Regions from separate parts of the Homo sapiens genome. Here region 1 is linked to region 2. A link is an interaction called in ENCODE POLR2A ChIA-PET data of the cell type or tissue named here. Cell type or tissue: OCI-LY7. All regions are shown on one strand. Links, peaks and the distances in the headings refer to the core of each region. The heading gives the core; the rest is flanking DNA.

Region 1 (2,922 bases), core at 183-2,682, 82 kb before region 2:
TGCTGTTAGTCTGATAGCTTTTCCTTTATAAGTTACCTGAGGCTTTTTTCTCACTGCTCTTAGAATTCTTTCTTTCACATTGACTTTGGATAGCCTGATGACTATAGGCCTTGGTGATGTCCTTTTTCCAATTGATCTCCCAGGAGTTCTTTGAGCTTCTTGTATTTAGATATCTAAATTTCTAGCAAGGCCAAGGAAGTTTTTCTCAATTATTCTCTCAAAGAAGTTTTTCAAACTTTTTGCCTTCTCTTCTCCCTCAGGAACACCACTTATTCTTAGGTTTGGCCATTTTACATAATGCCATATTTCTTAGAGACTTTGATAATTTCTTTTGATTTTTTTTCCTTTATTTTTGTCTGATTGGGTTAATTCGGAAACTTTATCTTGAAGCTCTGAAATTCTTCCTTTTTTTTTTTTTTTTTTTTTGAGATGGAGTCTCACTCTGTCACCCAGGCTGGAGTGTAGTGGTGCAATCTTGGCTCACTGCAACTTCCGCCTCCCGGGTTCAAGCGATTCTCCTGCCTCAGCCTCCCAAGTAGCTGGGACTATAGGCACACACCACCACACCCGGCTAATTTTTTGTATTTTTAGTTGAGACAGAGTTTCACCATGTTATCCAGGATGGTCTCAATCTCCTAACCTTGTGATCCACCTGCCTCGGTCTCCCAAAGTGCTGGGATTGCAGGCATGAGCCACCACCGTGCCTGGCCTGAAATTCTTTCTTCTACTTGGTCTAGTCTATTTTTAAGCTTTCCACTACATTCTATAATTCCCCAAATGTGTCTTTCATTTCCAAGGGTTCTAATTGGTTTTTCTTTAAAATATCTATTTAGAAATTTTTTAAGTCATATCCTGAATTTTTAAAAATTTCTTTATGTTGGTTTTCACCTTTCTCTTGTATCTCCTTGAGTAGCTTAATAGTCAACTTTTTGAATTCTTTATCTGGTATTTAAAGAGTTTATCTTTGTATAGATCCATTGCTGGAGAGCTCGTGTGATTTTTTGGTAGGGGGTGGTGTTATAGAATGTTGTTTTGTTGTATTGCCAGAATTATTTTTCTGGTTTCTTCTCATTTGGGTAGACTATTTCTTGTAATTATTCTTGAATTTATTTTTGATATTACTCTTTTTTAAAATTTCTTTTCCCCCCATTAGCAATGTGACTTTAATGTTTATAATTTACTGTAGCCTAATGTGGCTCTTGGTGCTTTAGGGATGAAGATTCTGTTCCTTGGTTACAGAGAGTCTCTCTGTATGATGGCTTTCTCAGATGCTGGCTATGGTAGCAATGTGCTTGTTGTGTGAGCAAGTTCAGTGTCCCCTATGAGGTTGGAATGGCAGAGGTCTCTTGAGGTTTCTCATTCCCCCATGGTGTGCACTTTTTTATTCATTTATTTTTTCCTCCAGTATTTTATTTATTGGGTTGAATAGTTCAGGCTTCAGGCCAGTAGAGGAGGTGTCTCTGGGTAGAAACTGGTCATGACTAAAGCAGGTAGGTAAGTGCAATACCCAATGGTGGGCAGAGGTCTCAGCCTTGGCAGAGGTGGCTGGGGTAGCTCTCAGCGAAATGCACTGAGGTCTTTTCAGGGGGAAGAGTGGGAGCTGCCTCAGCTCCACTGCAAGGCAAGCAGGAAAGCCCTTCACCTCCCAATCACACTCCTGACCCAGTGTTTCAGTTATTCAAATCAGGCAGGCACCTCTTTTCATCTGCAGGAATGTTGATGTTCTAAGTAGAGAGGGATTGTAACTCTACCACTTATGCAAGCCTGAACCTGGAGGGTGCCCTTCCTGGAGTGATGCAGTCACCCTGAAGTTTTCTAGAAAGGCTGTCTATAGGTGCACCCATGCTAAGCTCCCATAGGAGAAGTCCCAGATGTGCCTGCAGTGATGGACTAGGGGGAAAAGAAGTTCGCTTCTCCAAGACCCTTCACAAGTGCTAGGGCTGCCTGACTGTTGGGGTAGAGCTATAGACTGGTCACGTGGACGGACTCAGAACCTCCTGGTTAGCCAGGGTGCTGCATGCAATGGTGATAGCTGAGGTCACACACAAGTTTTCTCCTTCCTGGGCTCTGTGTTATTCTACCTGAGAATGCTGTAATGGACTGTGTCAGTTGGCCTCCAGCCAGGAGGTGGTGCTTGCAAAAGAGTGTCAGCTGTGGTAGTAGTGGTGGGATTTGTGCTTGCCTTATGTAACTCAGGGGAGGTATTCTAGAATCTCAGGCAATGGGTGGGTCCATAGAGCTCCCAAAAGTTTCTGTCCCTTGTGTTAAGCTACCAGGGCAAGTGGTGGAGCAAAGCCAGGTGGGGGCTGGGTCAGGCAGGTCCATGCTCTGGCTCTCCACATGCAGGGCAAATAACCCCAGTAGGAGCTGGGGGCCAGTTCTCCGGCTGCTCCGGTAATATTCCAGGAAGCAGTGCAGCTGCCTGTGTTGCACAGAAGAGTTTCACAGGGAGTGGGGAATAGCAGGCAACAGTAAGCCTACCCAGCTCCCACACGCTTAGAAAGGCAGGTGGCAGGTCGCAGGCCAGGCGCGGTGCTCATGCCTGTAATCTCAACACTTTGGGAGGCCGAGGCAGGCAGATCACGAGGTCAGGAGATTGAGACCATCCTGGCCAACATGGTGAAACCCCATCTCTACAAAAAATACAAAACTTAGCCGGGCATGATGGCACATGCCTGTAATCCCAGGTACCTGGGAGGCTAAAGCAGGAGAATTGCTTGATCCCAGGAGGCGGAGGTTATAGTAAGCCAAGATCACTCCACTGCACTCCATCCTGGGAGAAAGAGTGAGACCCCGTCTCAAAAAAAAAAAAAAGAAAAAAGAAAAGAAAAAAGAAAGGCAGGTCTCTCATACTTGCAGTGTTACACTAGCATCAGCTAGCTAAGTTCCAGGCAATCTGCACTTAAAACTCAAAACTGCCCC
Region 2 (2,922 bases), core at 266-2,765:
GTGAGACTTCATCTCAAAACAAAACAAAACAAAACAAAACAAAACAAAAAATATATATATATGCAAGATTACATCTTTTGGGCCAGGATTGGCGGTTATGATTGTTTGTTTGACATTTATTTAGTGCCATCCTATCATCTGTACCTTCTTTCTATAGCCAGTTCCCAATTAAAAAAAAAACAACAACTCAGACTTGCATGGGGTGTTTCATTTATTCATTCATGGAATATTTATAAATACAAACGGTATTCAAATCATGGTCTGTAGTTCTGATTCCAAACTTGCTGACTTCTAAGCTAATCAGGACCAGTGAGGAAACAATCATAATCACACATATATTTAGTTGCTCCTAACTGGTAACCATAATTATTTTTAGCGAAACACATATAGTAAGTGTTAGTATACAAAGTTCAGGGAAATAACATCTCGGATAGTTTATTTCTTCAGTTTAAGAAGTACAGATATCTTCAATACCCCTGAGAAGTTGTTGCTTAATAAAGGTTTATAACATGAATAAATTATGATTCTGACATCAGGAGTCACATTAGAGTTGGGAAATGTGTTGTTATTATAGAGGAAAGAAGAAACCTAATGATAAAATATTTTCAGAGCATATATTCTCAGCATCAGTTTTTATTTGGATCACATTATTCTGTTATGATAAAGGTCTGTACAATTACTTCTGTTAAAAATTATTATTTCTTTTAAAAAATCCTGTTACATAATTTGAACTTGGTAGGCAATCAAATTCAGTATAATTTTACTTGCCAACAACGAAGCAAGCTTTCATATTAACAATTAATCAGAACTGAAAGGAATCCTAAAATGTCTGTATCATTTGTCAGCCACGTAAATGTCTCTATCTTTGGTAGGATGTAGCAAAATTAAACCCTTTTATTCAAAAAGAATAACAATCGCAAAGCAATTCTCAATATAGATATGGAGGAAATTGGAGCTCATTGTTAGTGGCTAGCAATGAATGGAGAGTTTTGATTTAGGAGAAAAGAGAACAGAAATGATATAAAAGTTAATTTGCAATTCTTCAATGTTAACAAAGCGGAAGAAGGAAAATTAGATGTTTCACTTTAGAGTTAAAGAAGATTTGAAACTTAATATTGCTTTCAGATTCAAAATTTACATTGAACATTTTAATTACCCTATGTGACACATTTAATGATTGTTCTTTCAAAAACAAAATAATATCCAGCATGTTTGGAAAGATTCCCTTTTATATTCTTGAATGGCTGTAATTGAGCTATGCTGTCTTAGTTTCCTTTTTTAAAGCTTTTTGATGAAAGTTTTTTCTCACAAATAGAAAATTTTTATTGTGATCACTTATATTTACAAAACTTGGTAATATAATTATGTGGTTAATATGCCATGGTTTTTACAGGGAAATATAAGATCTATTGTTCTCCCTTTACCAAACCAGAGAAACACATGATCTGTCTCATCCATCAGTAAACTCAAGTGGCCTTTTTTTCAGGCCACAGCCAAGAGATCAAAATCGTGTGACTGTGTGTTTGTTAGAAATCGCTGCAGTTCATTCACTCAGCAAGAGACGCATCATCTTTAAAACAAGTCTATTCATCACTGACTACAAATTCAAGGCCTTCACAGCACCTGTTCTGAGTAACTATGTACTCACAGCTGAAACCTTTACTCATACATTTATTTTGGGGCTGAGCAGCTTTAGCTCTAGAGAACTGAGAAAAAACATCCCACCTACTCTGCACACTTATCTCCTTTAGGTGACCTAATGCTGAGTTCTATAAACCCGGGGTGCATTTAAACAAAATGTTTTGCTTTTTATCCGCAGGAAGAGGCGCTTCAGCGGGCACGTGAGGAAGAAGAGAAAAGGAAGGAAATCACAAGCCATTTCCAGAGTACCCTCACGGACATCCAGGGCCAGATCGAGCAGCAGAGTGAGCGAAATATGAAGCTCTGTCAGGAGAACACAGAGCTTGCAGAAAAGCTGAAAAGCATCATCGATCAGTATGAGCTCAGAGAGGAGGTGAGAACCACATCAAACAACTTAGAACAGTACATAGATCCGGATCTGGGAGCTAAAGGTGGGAACTTGGTTAATAAGACAGTTACAGCCAGCCCTCTCAACTGATTAATATTTAGGATTGGATTTCCTTGACGAGCCAAAATGAAGACAGATGGTCTTACAAAATACCTGACTGAAAGTCATATGGGATTTCTTCAAAACTGGCATCACTACAAAGTAAAGGCAATAAATAGAAAGTGATAGGCTGTGGGCACAGTTTTCCTTGAAAATAATATTTCTCAGCCTTTTAAAAATCCTCTCTCTATAGCCAAAAATAACTCACGCACTCCCTCTTAAGAATTGCCATGTCATCTAAATTAAGAGTCTGTATTCTGGCCAGGCGCGGTGGCTCACGCCTGTAATCCCAGCACTTTGGGAGGCCAAGGCAGGTGGATTAAGAGGTCAGGAGTTCGAGAGCAGCCTGGCCAACATAGTGAAATCCCGTCTCTACTACAAATACAAAAAAAAATTAGCCAGGCGTGGTGGTGGGCGCCTGTAATCCCAGCTACTCGAGAGGCTGAGGCAGGAGAATCTCTTGAACCCAGGAGGTGGAGGTTGCAGTGAGCTGAGATCACGCCACTGCACTCCAGCCCAGGCGACAGTGTGAGACTCCGTCTCAAAAAAAAAAAAAAAAAAAAGAGTCTGTATTCTATGTACCCTACCAGGCCAATAATAGTATTAATAATGTAATCATTGTAATAATAATGATATCATTTATTCAGTGGTTAGTTTGTATCAGGCAATGTGCTAAGTGCTGTACTTTACATACCATATGGCATTTAATTGTCTCAACAATCTTATGCATTAGATAATAATATATTATCCATATCTTATAGATGAGAAGCAGAAGCTAAGAGATTAAACCACTT

Evidence for each region. Peaks named below come from ENCODE experiments on the same cell type or tissue, not always from the same donor. Only the 100,000 strongest peaks of a DNase experiment are listed, where the experiment ranks them.
Region 1: POLR2A ChIA-PET joins it to region 2 with 6 read pairs; 3 of 35 experiments call an interaction of 5 or more read pairs at or near these places.

What each region holds. Positions count from the first base shown.
Region 1 is chr6:139,343,584-139,346,505 of GRCh38, reverse strand. No RefSeq gene overlaps it. Among named protein-coding and RNA genes, the nearest start is that of CITED2, 30 kb to the left of the region's middle. In OCI-LY7, for the core only: no CTCF peak of the experiment used is centred there; no DNase peak of the experiment used is centred there.
Region 2 is chr6:139,261,671-139,264,592 of GRCh38, reverse strand. TXLNB (taxilin beta) reads left to right here. Exons shown (of 10, transcript NM_153235.4): 5 at 1,820-2,014. Among named protein-coding and RNA genes, the nearest start is that of TXLNB, 29 kb to the left of the region's middle. RefSeq lists an enhancer at 1,186-2,385. In OCI-LY7, for the core only: no CTCF peak of the experiment used is centred there; a DNase peak (open chromatin) is centred at 1,652; H3K4me3 peaks cover 2,127 bases; H3K27ac peaks cover 2,233 bases.